Linked DNA regions of Mus musculus: region 2 is linked to region 1. Evidence: chromatin loops called from intact Hi-C (ENCODE). Cell type or tissue: gastrocnemius. All regions are shown on one strand.

Evidence for each region. A loop is a pair of places that touch in the nucleus more often than their neighbours do. Peaks named below come from ENCODE experiments on the same cell type or tissue, not always from the same donor. Only the 100,000 strongest peaks of a DNase experiment are listed, where the experiment ranks them.
Region 2: it touches region 1 in a loop (3-fold over the local background); 2 of 42 quality-filtered maps call a loop at or near these places.

What each region holds. Positions count from the first base shown.
Region 1 is chr8:94,273,990-94,281,989 of GRCm38, forward strand. Nup93 (nucleoporin 93) reads left to right here. Exons shown (of 22, transcript NM_001357266.1): 4 at 7,282-7,344. Among named protein-coding and RNA genes, the nearest start is that of Mir138-2, 46 kb to the right of the region's middle. In gastrocnemius, CTCF peaks have their summits at 272 (motif pointing left) and 4,507 (motif pointing right); no DNase peak of the experiment used is centred here.
Region 2 is chr8:94,393,398-94,401,397 of GRCm38, forward strand. It overlaps Herpud1 (homocysteine-inducible, endoplasmic reticulum stress-inducible, ubiquitin-like domain member 1), which reads left to right. Exons shown (of 8, transcript NM_022331.2): 7 at 399-504; 8 at 1,194-1,974. The coding sequence ends at 1,358. Among named protein-coding and RNA genes, the nearest start is that of Herpud1, 11 kb to the left of the region's middle. In gastrocnemius, no CTCF peak of the experiment used is centred here; a DNase peak (open chromatin) is centred at 4,130; H3K27ac peaks cover 405 bases.

The sequences.
Region 1 (8,000 bases):
TGCTGAGCATTTTTGTGTTTATTAGATCTCCTCTGGGACACTGAGTTCTCCTCCTGGGGGAGAATTAGAAAACTGCCAAGTAAACCAGTTTGAATAATAATTTGATCTGCCTTAAAGGATCCAAATAAGCATACAATTTTATGGCCCTCTTTAAAGCGTTAACACTTGAAGTTCATTTTGTTCAAAATACAAAGTGAGATTCGTCATCGTGACTTGTACAGCACTATGCCACCTCTGGCTCCAGACTTATCTGAGCATGCATCTGCTGCCACCTGCTGAAAGGGCCGAGAGGCTCAGCACAGGCTCACACAACAGCATCCGACTAGTGGCATCATTCTTGTCTGTCTGACCCTACTCTCTTATGGGGAACATATGCAGTCTATCAACAGATAATTTGACATTTTTGTAGAAAACAAGCAGTGGGACTTACTTTAAATCTGAGTTGGAGATTAAAGTATAAACGTTAGTTGAGATTCAGCCTCATTCTATATATTATCTTATCACAGTACTCTCTATCTGATAAAATGACCCAAAGTACTTTAAGACATTATGTAAATTCTCTAATTTAAAGCTTGGGGACTACCCAAATATAAAAGTGTCAGTTCTTTGAGTTTTATCATTTGCACTTGAATGATTCCTGGGGGAGTATCGGCAGACACCGTGGAAAGGGCTGCTGAAGAGCAACCATATCCACACCAGCGCAGAGGCCCAGCTCACTGTGGGTTTTGTTTCATCTCGGAATAAGAATTACTACTCTGTTTATTTATCCACTTCCTTTATCGCCATCCCCAAAAGACAGGGTTGCAATATATAGCCCTGGCTGTCTTTGAATTCTCTATGTAGATCAGGCTGGCCTCAAATTGACAAGAGATCCGCCTGCCTCTGCATCCCAAGTGCTAGGATTAAAGGCATGTGCCACCACTCCTTTTCTTGCTTATTTTGTCTTTATGCCTTTTATTCATGCCTTGGCAGTTCATTCAATTGTAGTGTTCATTCCTAATATCACTGTTGACTTCACATTAATATTTTGATTTGGGGGCTGGCTAGATGACTCATCGAGTAAAAGCATTTGCTGCCAAATCTAAGAACTTGAGCTCAAACTCTGGAAGCCATGTGATGGAAGGAGAGAACCAACTCACTGGTTGTCTCTGACCTCTGACCTCTACATGTGTCATGACCCCTGGCCCAAATAAGAAAATGTAAAATTTTAAATGTAAGTATTTTGAATGTTGGTTATTACAGAGTTCCTGTTGATTTGTATCTGTCATGCATATTAAATGGGAGGCAGCACCGAGGTTCTGTGCTGTCCACTGTGGATTTTGCATCTTGTCAGATACCCACGGGCTGTAGTGCTGTCTCCATTTGACAGCATGGTTGGCTGGTTGGTCTGTTGAAGGAAAGAGAGAATAAGGAGTGTTTTGTGTCATGAGGGCCATATCAAATATGGCTTTTCCTTTGTGCAGCAGCCTCTAATTTAATGCATATCTGTGTGAACAGCAGTGAGGAACTTTATATGTTCTTCAAGTCATGCTTACTTGTAAATGGAAGCTGAGACCTGTTTAAAAAAAAGCAGCATAAAATATATTTTTTAATGGCTTTTCTTTTCTGACTTAACTGTACATAGAAAATTTCCTCATTAGAGATTCTTATTTTTGTTTAAGATTTATTTATTTATTTCATGTATGTGAGGACACCATCACTGTCTTCAGACACACCAGAAGAGGACATCGGATCTCATTACAGATGGTTGTGAGCCACCTTATGGTTGCTGGGAATTGAACTCAGGACCTCTGGAAGAGCAGTCAGTGCTCTTAACTGCTGAGCCATCTCTCCAGCCCTAGAGATTCTTTTTTAAAAGATTATGTTGTATGTGTGCATGCATGCATGCGCATGTGTACACACGTGCGTATGGAGTTCTGAGAATCTGAACTCAGGTCCTCAGGATTTCAAAAGGAAGAGCATGTTTACTTGCTGAACCAGTTCCTCACCGTTGAGGAGCAGATAAGCTAAGAAATATGTCCATTAGGCACAACAGAGGTCTGTTTGCCTAGGCCTCTTCTCTCCTCTTCTCTGGGGTACTCTGAATACCAGAGTCTGTATTGACTACAGTAAGGCTCATCTTCCTGTCCTCTAGCTATTTAGGAGCCACTTTGGCTACTGGGTCCTTGAAATACCTACAGTATTGGTAGGAAAATGGACGTAACCTTGAAGTTCTGGTCTGGGTTATTCTCCATCAGGTACATCACAAGGCAGCCTAGTTCCTCTAGCAAAGATGAACTGGAGAGATGGTTCAGCAGTTAAGAGCACTTGCTGCTTTTGCAGAAGGCCTGGATTCAGTTCTCTGCACCCATGTGGCTGCTGTAAGTCCAGTTCCAGAGGAGCCCTCTTCTGACCTTCATAGAAACCAGGCATTCATATGTTAGCACATATATGTAAACACTCAGGCCTGTGTGTGGTTTATACTGTGGATCTTTTAGACTTATGATGTCTATGCTTCTCTACTGTTAAAAGGATTGGCCCTGGATGTCATTGAATTGCCCAATTCCTTCCTGAATGGGAGCTATTGTGTGCTCCAGAAAGCTGGAAATCAAAACCCATTCCAAGAGCCAGTGATGTGTCTATTCTGGGACCCTAGAAGGGCGGAGCAAATAGGAAAGTTGGGTATGGGCATATTAACCCCAAAGGCCTGCAGCCATCTCTGAGTAGGAGGGAAGCTGTGCACAAGGCCTTCCCAGTAGTGGAGACCCAGCTCAGCCTTTACCTTTGTACCCTAACTTGATTTTCCAGAGATCCCACTTTTTGATAAATGATAAAACACCTTTCCAGGATGAGGATAGACTTTAAAGTTTTAAGGAGAGTCTCACAGAAACCAAAAAGAAAAGACTGGTAATCCTACCAGCAAGAATAAGACCACTACACAATTTTTGAGCCAAATTTGAAGCTAGCTTTAATACTGGCTAGCTGTATTTAATCCAAAAGGATGGATACTGGATTCCCATAGTATGTCACTGAATTATAATAAACAGGGGCTTATAAAGGCAAGAACCACAAGGCTATATGTACTTGTCCAGTCAAGGGCAAACATACATCCTGACATACCTCCTGCCTGTATGTGACCAAGCACATCCTGTAGAGTTGGGACAACCGAGGTTGTTCACAGATGCAGAGCAACAGCCTCTAGCACTCCAGTGTGTTATCTGCTCTTGGCAAGTAGGGCTTGCAGATTAGAAGCATGTTTGTTTTATAAATCTCCCAAGCATAGTAATTTAAACTGAAAACAACTTTAGTCATAGCAAGTCTAGGAAGAGGCTTGGGAAACCTGGATGGAGACAGATTATGTTTCTGCCCACCTGTTCAGTTTATTCTTGTTATGCTTTGGGGTTTGGTGTTTTGAGACAAGTTATTACTCTGAGGCTCAGGTTGGCCTTGAACTCACAGCAATCTTTCCTAGTACTGGGATTACAGTGGTGAGCCACCATACCTGGCCCCATCCAGGCTCTGAGACTGAAGAGGAGGAGGAAGAAGACAGGAGTCTTTTATCCATTTGGATGTTTAATTTTGCTTTCATTATTTTATATGGTAAAATACATATTGTCCCCATCTTTAATTTAGCAATTTTATTCCAGCCCTGTGTAACTGTTACCAGAGTTGTTAAGAGTCAAAGCCTGGGGCTGGGTGTGGTGGCACACACCTTTAATCCCAGCACTTGGGAGGCAGAGGCAGGCGGATTTCTGAGTTCGAGGCCAGCCTGGTCTACAAAGTGAGTTCCAGGTCAGCCAGGGCCATACAGAGAAACCCTGTCTCAAAAAAAAAAAAAAAAAAAAAAAAAAGAGTCAAAGCCTGGGTCCTAGCTAGGGCTACTCATCCTCTCTAGACCAATTAAAGAAAGAAGTAAGGTTGAAGGACAGAGGACAGAGCCAGATGTGGTGGCTCTTTCAATATGGTCATACTGGGAAAGGAGCAAATGGACCCCACCCCCTCCAAATCTAGCTTCAAGGTCCTGACATGAGGTTTAGGTTAAAACAGAGAACAAGAAGTATGCCTAGCCAAGCAGTGCTAGTCTGATTGTGTGCCTCCCCATCATTATCCGGACTGCAGGCTGGCCTGCAGGGTGGTCTAAGGAGTTGTCAGACCTGTGTTAAGTTTCTGTCCTGGGGACAAGTTCTGGCTGGTGCTAAGTTTCAGCCCTTTTTCTCCCATCAGTGAGATACCTGGGGAAATTGGAATTTCTTGGGTAGTCTTAATAGTTTGATAGCCTATGGGAGAGAGACAGTGACTTTAGAATATCTTCATTCATGACTTTTCCCAAAGGTGTGTTCTTTTTTTTTTTTTTTGGTTTTTCGAGACAGGGTTTCTCTGTAGCCCTGTCACTTTGTAGACCCAGGCTGGCCTCGAACTAGGAAATCCTCCTGCCTCTGCCTCCCGAGTGCTGGGATTAAAGGCGTGCACCACCACGCCCGGCTAGGTGTGTTCTTTGGAGTAAATTAATCATCACCACTAGATGGCACAAGATTCCATCCATCACTACTGTGTACCTGTTAGTTCTTTTTAAAAGGTAGGCTGCTACTGTATAGTTTTGAAAGTATATAATATGTATAATCTATTCTAATGTTTCCTTGTAGAAAGGAATAAAAGATAAATATCAAAGAGCAGAATAAGTGTAATTGGCCCTATATATAACCAAACACAAACATTCTAGAATAAGCATTTTGTCTGACGTACAATGTGGTGGCACAGACCTGTGATACCAGTGATTGGGATGCTGGGCTAGGGAGTTTTAAACATCTTTGGAGAGAGAAATAGCAAGACCTATTGGAGGGATATTGAATATATGTAGATTTTCTTGTCATTATTGCCTAAATAATATGCTATATAAGCTCTCAACCCTAGATTCACATTGTGTTAGTGACCTATGGCTTAAAAATGTTCACAGGTCGCATGCAGATACTCTGCTGTCTGGGGAAGGGTCTGGACCTGTCTTCCAGGAGTTCTGAGAAATGGTTGTGTTGTGGGTTGTGTGTACTACAGAGAGCAGGTAGTCTTTGAGGTACATAGTGGTGTGGTCTTTGTTCATATGTGGGCCGTATCTGAAATCCGAGTCTCATGCACAAATGCTTCATTTAATATGTTGAGATTTTTTACAATATAGCTTTTAAAAGACAAGGAGCTTAAGACTAAGCTGATCCCAATAATTTGTTATTTCTTTTTGCTATGATACTCTTTTATTTTTGGAAATTATAATAAAATTACATCATTTACCCCCTTCTCTTTCCTCCCTCCTGCCCCTCCCATGTAAACCCCCTGCCCCAGTTTTCTTCAAATATATGATCTTTTTTTCCTTTAATTGCTGGTAATGTTGGTTTGCATGAGTGAGTGAGAGAGAGAGAGAGAGAGAGAGAGAGAGAGAGAGAGAGAGAGAAAGAGAGAGAGAGAGAGTGTGTATGTGTGAGAGAGAGAGAGAGAGAGAGAAAATTCTTTTTAATTCAATTGAGGGCTCTGTTTCACAAGAAGTACTTCTCTTTTAAGTGTGTCTGACTACTGCTTTGCATGCTTGTATGTATGTATGTATGTTTGTAGATATGTATGTATGTATGTATGTATGTGAAATACATGAATATAGGCATAGTTAAAAGAAGTTAATATGCTGATCATTGACTTGGGAAGATCAGGGAAGCATAGAAGGGAGATAGAATATCAGGTTTAACATACTGCCCTCTGCATTAGCCATAACAGAAAAGTTAAACTAGGCCTTATCAATGGTGGCTTCTCCTCCCACCTTTAATCGAACAGCTTCCTGAGCAGCAGCACATGGCCCCTGCCTACTCATGGGCCACAGTAGTTGATGCATAGCTTTGCTTATAAATGGTGAAACTGTAAGCCTTTAATTTAGCCTTAGCCATTGAAGCCCTTATGAGAAAGATAGTGAGATAGATGCTACACAGTTGAGACCCTGTTTGAAAAATAGAGAATTCATAATACAAGATTGACCTTTTCCATGAAGGACAATGTATGTATATTTTATGATTACATCATCTCCCTTTCCTGTATGTGGGACCATTACTAAAAAGGGACTGAAGCCTTTCCCTAACCCTCACCTCATACCCTGTTGTCAGTGTAGACAGCAGTGTGCATTGAATCCTCAGAGCTGCCCTGGAGCCGTCTTCCCGAGGGGACTGTTTGCTGGCTGCTGGCTGCTGGCTGCTGGCTGCAGGCTGCCTTGGAGTATGAGAGCAAGGTGCAGGGGAATCGTGGGCCAGTGGATAAGGGATCTTGGAGATCTGAGAATATTATTAATATCTTATCCAAATTATATCGCCTTCCATTCATATTTGCTAACCAGCAGCTTAAGAACTAGGTTATTTGGACAGAGTGCATAAAGCTACAGCTGTTAAAATGACAAGTATGCAAACTAACCAGATCTGTAGAAAACCACCCGATAGTCTTAAGTGAGCTTGCCATTTAAAAGTGTTTGCTTAGTTCTTTCTTTTACATTCCCCAAATTCTTTTTAAAAAATCATAAAGAAAGCATTACAAAGAAAGCAGGTCATTAAAATGTATAAATGTATGAATAGTGTGCTTGCCAACTGTGCTGTACAGAATTTAGGTGGATCTGGGGTGTAGCATAACTTGGAGTCTTTCATTACAACCAAGACTTTGATCTCCATACATGATGAATATGTAATACTAATTGTAGCTTTCCTTGTTTCCGCTTAGACCTCTCAGCCCCAAGCTGTGGAAAAGAAGCTTTACCTTTGTATAAAAGACAGGGTCTGCCTGTGTGCATCTGTGGCTGTTGTCACCGTCTCTTGTATCCTCCCTCAGCTGACCTCATCTCAGGCAAATAGACAGTGAACAAGAACCAGGAGGCCACCCTGAGCACTTTCCTTAACGTCTCCCACATATCTAGACAATCAGTATTAATGGTAGAGCTGTGTACTGAGCCTTGGGTCCAAGAACTTGATTGCATTATCTCATTATTATACATAAGTCAGCTGACATTTAGAGTTTGGTTAATGTCCTGCCATTAGTAAATGGAGGCACTAGGCTTTGGCAGGGGCAGAGAGGATAGAGAGTACAGAGTCTCCAATATCCCCATTTGGCCTGCAAACTTCCTGCGTTACTGGAAATGGCCTTGAGCTCCTGATTCTCCTGTCTCCACCTCGGAGCCAGAGTTAAAGACATGCATTGCTACAGCAGGTTCTTGGGTTTACCTTTGGCTCAGGAGTATACTTCTGCTATTTGGAAGTAACCTTGGTTATGTGGCTTTACTTCATTTTCTAGGGCTTCCTGAAGAATGAGAAAGATAATGCCTTGTTGTCTGCTATTGAAGAGTCCCGGAAGAGGGTAAGAAACAACCGACATGAGATGCATGAGTGATAGTGTTAACTAGTGGATTGCAAGTCCTGCCTGTTCTGTTTCCTTCATCTTACCGAATGATGGTGACACTTTTTTTTAAAACTAACATTTTGTTTTATACTGTTTATTTCGGGGGGGGGGGGGCATGTAGAACTAAAGGACACCTTTTGTGGGTTGGTTATTTCCTTTTACCATGTCGGTTTGGGGCTCAAACCCAGGTTTCCAGGTTGGTAGCAAGGCTATATCACCATGCTAACATTTTCTCAAATCCTTTTAGAATATGTTTGGTATGCTAAATGATAACAGATACATCACCCAGAGCAGCCATTGTACATTCTAGCCTCTCTCCACCCCTGCAAATGCTCTCAACACGGAAATATCAGAACAGATAGTTTTACACAGGTGTTTCTGGGTGGTTTCATTCTGGGAAAGAATAGTAATTATTAGGTGAGATTTCCCAAGACACAGCAATATAGCATCCCATGTTGGATAAATGTGTATATTTTGGAGAAGCATTCCTTCATGATGCTCACAGGTCCTTTACTAGTGTGCATTAGCTCCTCTTGTTTCTGACAAGGACTGCAGCTTTTCAGTAACATCCCAGTTCAGAGTCAAAGTTTTGAGGCTCCTGAGAGGTCTTTGGG
Region 2 (8,000 bases), 120 kb after region 1:
ATCTCTTTTGGGTTTGGTTTGCTTTGATGCTGTGAGGCTGGAGTTGAACCCTAGGCCGCCCCGCTTCTCTCCAGGCAAGTGGGCACTTTCCACTAAGTTATAGCTTCAGCTTTTTCCTTTCTCTTTTTTTTTTTTTTTTTTTTTTTTTGAGGCAGGGTCTTGCTGAGTTGGTCAATAGCATTGACCTCACTCTGTAGCCAAGGCAGAATTGCTATTACTATTTACTGCCGGTGAATAAAACACACACCCCTGCTTTTAAGGACCAGAGGCCTAAGAGAATCTAGGGACTGGCAGACTGGCTGCACAGGTAGTATTGTGTAAGCTTTGGGGCCTTCAGATTCTTATGTGAATCCCACAGTGACTTAGCTGAGATGTGCCTGTTTGTGCTTTCTTCAAAGGCACCACGTCGGGTGGTTTCCGTTCAGACAGAGGCCAGTTCAGAACTTCCCGGATGATGGTGGTCCTCGAGATGCTGCCAACCAGGACCCCAACAATAACCTCCAGGTACAGGCCTCACTGCCCGGCCCGCTCTAGTCCTGAGCTTGCAGACTTGTAAACTAGTGGTTTGCCATTTTTTAAGGCTAAGTATTTTATGTTTTTTTTTAAAAGTTATTCTTATGGCAACTATTTTTAAGACTTTCAATATTCTATATAGGCATATGGCAATTGGGATTTTTGCATATGTAATGATGGGGGGGTTGACCCACATTTTGAGAATAAGAGATATGTAACAGTATACTTAACTATGGAAACTGCTGGTGGGTAGTTATTCAAATTGACTGGGTACATAACCACATCTCAGAATAGATTTTCGTCATAAGGCAGATTAGTGCATCATCCTGAAGGGTATACTTTATAACAGAAATTGCCTCTGTAGTCTGCTTTTAGAACACTGAGATGCCAGATTGGTCTTTTAGCTCAGGGCATGGCCCAAATTAGAGGACTGGTTAGCGTGCAGCAAAGTTAATTACTATTTGATAGTAACTGAAGGCCCCTTCTCTGACGCTGGCCAAGGGAAGTGTTTGAACTATGGAAGGTCAATTGCAGATGTGCTATAGAATTGGAGAGGTACCTCCTGCAGCCAAGGGCTCATCCCCAGGGCTTGTCAGCCTGCTAGGCTTTATCCGGACCTGACTTCAGGATAGGTGTTCCTCTAGACCCTAATCATTTTCTCGTTGTGTCTTTGCCTATAGGGAGGTATGGACCCAGAAATGGAAGACCCCAACCGCCTCCCCCCAGACCGCGAAGTGCTGGACCCTGAGCACACCAGCCCCTCGTTTATGAGCACAGCATGGCTAGTCTTCAAGACTTTCTTTGCCTCTCTTCTTCCAGAAGGCCCACCAGCCCTAGCCAACTGATGGCCCTTGTGCTCTGTCGCTGGTGGCTTTGACAGCTCGGACTGGATCGTCTGGCTCCGGCTCCTTTTCCTCCCCTGGCGTGGACTCGACAGAGTCATTGAAAACCCACAGGATGACATGTGCTTCTGTGCCAAGCAAAAGCACAAACTAAGACATGAAGCCGTGGTACAAACTGAACAGGGCCCCTCATGTCGTTATTCTGAAGAGCTTTAATGTATACTGTATGTAGTTTCATAGGCACTGTAAGCAGAAGGCCCAGGGTCGCATGTTCTGCCTGAGCACCTCCCCAGATGTGTGTGCATGTGTGCTGTACATGGAAGTCATAGACGTGTGTGCATGTGTGCTCTACATGGAAGTCATAGATGCAGAAACGGTTCTGCTGGTTCGATTTGATTCCTGTTGGAATGTTCAAATTACACTAAGTGTACTACTTTATATAATCAGTGAATTGCTAGACATGTTAGCAGGACTTTTCTAGGAGAGACTTATGTATAATTGCTTTTTAAAATGCAGTGCTTTCCTTTAAACCGAGGGTGGCGACTTGGCAGAGGTAAAACCTTTGCCGAGTTTTCTGTTCAATAAAGTTTTGCTATGAATGACTGTAGCAGAGACTCCCATTGTCCTGGCAAGCTTGCTGTGTCTTTTGTCACTGGAGAATCAACAGTTGAGCTGCTGATTCTTAAGTAACCCAAATGCTTCTTTCCTAAAGGACTGTTTGTGCCAGCAAGGGACAAGGCTGCTGCAGAGGCTCTTGGTAACCAGGGCTGTGCCTCTGTGTGGCCTCATTTCCCACCTAAATGTCACCAGCTTATGTAGGAGCCCACCAAGACTAGATCCCCCAAATTCAAGGGACTGGCCTAATTATTTCTTCCGAGAAACTTCTATTTCAACTGAGAGAGGAAAGGATGAGCCTGGAAGGTTTTAGTCACCAACCCAGGTTCCTCATGAGTGACTTTAAAGCTACATCTGCCCTGAAAACAACCCTTATGCCTGGGTAGGGCAGAGACTGCCAGAAACCAAGCCCAGAGTCATCTTGGAAGTGAGTTACAGCACACGGTGTTCTCTCAATGTGAGAGATGAGGCTCTGGTGGCAGAAATACAAAGGGGGTTAACCTGGGGTTCTGTGATGTGCGCCCACTAAGCAGAGACTTTGAGTGCTCTGGCACAGGAGTTAGGAAGGGTTCTAACTGGTTAACAAGAACATGGACCTAAAGGTGGTCGCTACCAGAGGAAACAGAAGTGCTGGGGCTGCCTTAGTGTAGTATAGAGGAATGCTCCCTAATGCTGATGGAGTCTGCAGTGTTAGAGGAGACTTCTCGGGTATCAATTCCTAATCAAAATGGAGTGGTGTGTCTATGATAAAATCTCATGCCGGTGGTCCTCACCCCTGATAAGCCCCCTCTTTCTCAGTCTGCCCCTAAGCCCTCATGCAAATTCCCTATGATTGACTGTCAAAGGAAGCACCCACAGACCTGCTTCAAAGATAGTTCTGCATGGTAGCTCCTGGAAAAGGACAGCTATTAGCCTAGTGTCTGTCTGGCTGTCTGGCTGTCTGGCTGTCTGTCTCTCTCTCTCTCGTATCCCAGCATCCCAGAGAGATAACAGTGGTATAGGGAACTCTTTCTTGTGGGCAGAACTTTAGGTAATGGCATCATATATTTGGGGGAAGAGAAATAGCCAGAATCACAAGTGTATACTGATTAGACCTTGTTCGTAATTATACTGTGGTGTATACTAATTATATTGTGGTATATGCTCATTCTGTATTGCTGGTTATGGGCTGAGGCTGGTAATTTAGTTGGTTGGGCAAAGACTCTGAAGGAACAGGATTGAGAAGCTGGTGGCAGGAGCCCTGGAAAGAGGCATGAGCAGGCAAGAGTTCATGGTACCTGTGCCCTGTGTGAATTCTCACTAAGGAGTGATCGCCACAAAAAGGCTTTTAGAAAGAGGATGGAGGGGGGATGTTAGGGGGACCTGCTTGTGGATACCAGTTAGGCTCCTTCCCTCACCCCCCCCCATCACCACCATTGTCCCAATGGCTCATGAACAAAGTATCAGGGTGACAGGGATGGAGGTCTTGCCTAGATTCAACATGAATTCTACTAATGGTGAACCTGCTCGCAGCCACTACTGAGCGCTCAGTCTGCCAGTCACAAAAGGATGGTTATCAAGCCCTTTGTTTCTGTGTTTGGAGAGCTGTCTTCTCTGCTCAGTGTTTGATGCCAATGCTATTCTGTCTTCATGGTATTCTGTGAAGCTCCACTTCTGATAAGGACCTCCTTCTCAGTACATGCAGGGGGCAGTGGGTCGACACTCAGTGGGATTTCCTGCCTTATCCTGTTCCCTGTTGCACTGGACCAAATAGTGTTCACTAAAATACATCCACATGGAGCCGGTGAACATGACCTGATTTGGAAATGGAGTATAAACAGAGATAATCTGGTTAAGATGACGTCATATTGGACAGCCTTCTAGGAACAGGAAAATCTGGACACTGGGAGGACAGTCTCATGAAGACAGGCAAAGACTGGACTTGCACTGTCGAATAATGCATCGCCAGCAGCACCCAAAGCCAGAAGGAGCAAGAAGTGGTCTTCCATGGAGATTTCAAGCATGGCCTGTCCCTGCTGATGCTATTTCACACTTACCGCCTACGCTGTGAGGACATATGCCTGTGTTGTCTTGCAATGGCTCCTGATGATTTGTTATGGAAGCCTGTATTCTGAAGCAGCTGGGGAGTGGCCTTCCGTGGACTCAGTTACAGTTACAGCTCCACCATGTGGCCATGCCTTGCAAAGTGGGGACAACGTCCACTAGGGTTGTATGCACGGAATCAAGCCAGGATGGAGAGTGACTCTGCCCTAGTGAAACCTTTGCACCTCGGCCCAGCATCTAGAGGGCATACATAGGTCATGTGGCATATATAAGATTCCTAGGACTTCATAAGAACCTCAACCCCCAAACCAGGAGGCCCGAAGACATTCTTGAGTTCTAGAGGCTTGGAGTCTGGATGTGTTGGCAGGTGCTCCTAGCAGGGTTCTGATGGAAAATCCATTCTGGACCTTTTAGTGTCCTAGCAACATGATGCTCTCTGGGTAAGTAGCTACACCACTCCCCTTCCTTGCTGTACCATCACCTGGCCCAGTCCCCTCCTCCTGTGCCTCTGCATCATCATGTTGTCTTTTAAGGCGATCAGACATTGGATTTAAAACTGAAAATGCCACTGTTTCCATAAAAGCACACACTCTGAGGTTCTGGGTGGATATAGATTAGTGTGTGATAAGTTCTGATCTGAGTGTGTCCCCCCCCCCTCATTTTCATGTTGAAAACAATCTCCAAATTTCATATATTGATGGTCTTTGGGGGTGACACCTTTGGGAAGTAGAGTTAGCTGAGGTCATGAGAGTGGGGCATTCTTGATGGGATTAGTGGCTTTCTGAAGTAGACCCCAGTTTATAGCTCCCCAGTTCTGTCCATGTGAAGGCCCTTCTCCATATTATTATGTAACCAAAGGCCCTCCTGACCAGGTGCTGGCACCTTGACATTGAGCCCCCTAGCTTTGCTGAACTGTGAGCTACAAAAACCTCTCTTCTTCACAAACTATCAGGTTGCATTACTCAATTTTAGCAACAGAAACAGACTAACGCAGGAGTAATTTAACTAATCAACTCACAACAGTGAGCAATGATTAACCTGGGTGCCAAGCATAACATGGCCTGGTTGCTTTGGGCTCCCTGTGCTTTTGCAGTGACAAGAAGGAAGCTACTATATTGGTTGGAGTAATAGATACTGGTGATTGAGAGGGAATTGGGCCACATGGCAGAAGCAGAGGGGAAGATGGGATATGGAAGCCATGTCTCCGTACTGTCTACTTTCCGAAGGGGCCATTGCATCTCAATTCAGGCAGGATTTAGAAAGAAGAACTGGATCTCCCTCAACAGGAAGTGAAGCCCCTGTGGCCATGGTGCTCCCTCAGCACAGGAAGGTGGAGGACTCGGTGGAGGACGAAGATGAAAGCACCGCCTGCAGTCATGTGGCCAGCTTCCTGTGAGCAATGCCATTGTCAAGTGCACCTCTTGTTTTAATGTGAATAGCTGGTGGGAACTTGTAGGTAACACATCCACGTCCCTCTGTTTCCCTCCCCCTCTTACCCTTTATCATCTAAGGTAAGATACTAATGAATAGTTGTAATTTATGCCCCAGAATTCTAAGCCCCAGGTTCTCAGGGAATGAAGCGGCCATTTTTAGGGACTCTGCATATCCTCCTGCAGAGGAGGTCTGCGTGTTGCTACTGCACAAGGAATAACTGTCATTTCTCTGGAGGTTAAGGATGGTCTAAGGAGATGTGTGTGAGTGTCAAGTTGACAAAAGAAACTGTACTGCTCCAACTCAGCCTGGCTGAGTCCAGGTCTCCAAACACATAAACAGTACAGTTTGGCTTGTAAAGATAGAATGCTGTGACCAGGTGCCTTTAAATCAAGGGTGGTCCTCCCTAACCTGGGAAGGCCCACTCACGGGCTTGAGGTCTCCTCAGAGAGGAGAAATTAGACAGCTTTAACTGCCTGAGGTCCCTCCATGGCAGGACTGTCCAGCAACAAGCACAAAAGCCCACAACAATACACACACATCCCAGCTGCTTCTGCTGACGGTACCTGGACTGCTCAAGAGTCTCAACTCCTTGTTCCTGTGTATCATGTTGGCCAACACAGGTTGCCTGGTAGGCTGGGACACTTGTTGCATCAGGGGCTCTTCTCTTGCTTGTGTCTGAGAACAGAGTGTGTGTGGTGTCTCCAGCAAAGGCTGAGATTTCCCCATCTAGGCTGGAGTCTGTAGGAAGAGATAGGCCTCGATCCAAAGGCTTGAAGTGAGTCAGAAGCTTCAAATGGTGAAAAGAGCTGGGGCATCAGGCTGGGAAGATGTCTCCACTCATTATCATTGTGGGAGAGGAGGCATGTCAATCAACCTGTGACAAAATACCCAAGAAATTCAACTTATCAGCAGGAAGTATTTTGTCTCATGGTAGTGATTTGTGGTGTGTGTGTGTGTGTGTGTGTGTGTGTGTGTGTGTGTGTGTGTGTGTGTGTGTTGGGGGCAGGGGAAGATTAGATAGAGGTCCGGGAGAGCCCTGAGGAAACTGAACAGACTGAAGAGCTACAGATTCTCTGGGCAGGAGAGAGCTTGGTATGACATACATCTTGCATGGTAGCGTGTGCTTGAGGCTGAGCCAAGAGAAGTGATAGGGTATGAAACCGAGATGGGCAGGACAGCTTATGTGAGACACTATCAGCAGGGGGCTGGAGAGATGGCTCAGTGGTTAAGAGCACTGACTGCTCTCCCAAAGGTCCTGAGTTCAATTCCCAGCAACCACATGGTGGCTCACATGTGGTATCAGATGCCCTCTTCTGGTGCATCTGAAGACAGCCACAGTGTACTCATGTAAATAAAATAAGTGAATCTTAGAGAGAGAGAGAGAGAGAGAGAGAGAGAGAGAGAGAGAGAGAGAGAGAGAGAAGAGAAGGAAAGGAAAGGAAAGAAAAGAAAAGAAAAGAAAAGAAAAGAAAAGAAAAGAAAAGAAGTAGCTAAGGCAGGCTGGGGCCATTGGAAGAGCAGTGAGCCGTGAAGTTTGATGGTGATATACTCTGTGCAGTTTAAGAAGGAAGAGGGAAAATGAGCCAAGTGTCTTCACTGACTCGTGAAGACAGTTCCTCCACATCCTCCCTCCATGGGCAGGTAGACAATGACAATCCCAGAGACTGTATCAGCCAGCATCATAGCTCTTAGGTTATGAACACTTTTGTGTTTCCCTTTAAAAGAAAAACTTAAAAAATAATGTGTGTGTGTGTGTGTGTGTGTGTGTGGGAGGGTGGGGAAGCGGTGTTGTCATAGGCATTTGTGAGCTTCCCAGTATGGGTGCTCGGAATCAAACTCGGGTCCTCTGCAGGAGCAGTATGCACACTTAACTGCCGAGCCGTCTCTCCAGCTGGTTCTCTTATGTTCTGAATAGTCGCTGAAGAACACATCTCCTAGCGTAGCTCCCTTATGGCCGGAGAAAGGATGTCAAGATCAGGCCTGCTGCATCCTTATGGATCAGGTATAGCAAACCTACTCAGAGCCAGCTCATGGAGGGGGAGCAGACAAGAAGACAGCAGAGTGCCGGCCAACGTTGATGAGCAGCATTGGGAACGGGGGCACTGTGACACCACCTGGTACTAGTGGCAGAAGACAGTGGGAAAGTAGAAGGTTGTTCTGAGGACAGCTGGCTGGCTGGGGCTGACCTGAGATTGTTCCCACAGAAGGACAGTGGAGTTGACACAAGAGGGCCTGTTTGTTTCCCTTAGCAGGGCGCCTAAGGGAAGTCACACTGCCTCCAAGCTCCTGTTCCCCACAGATTGACAGACACTAGCTCTGCCAAGACCAAGTCCACAAGGCTCCAAGGAAGCCACGTGTGCCTTCTAAAGGTCTCTCTGGTGGCACAGGTGTAGGGTAAGCTGAATGAAAGAAACATTTGTCTACTGTGTTATTTTTTTTAAAGGTATTAAGTAAATGTATTCTTCGAGTCAAGTGAGGACATACAGTTCTCCCTTTAAAATCCATTTAACTAAAAGAACAGGTGAAACGTTCTAAAAAGTTAAGCAAGCAGGA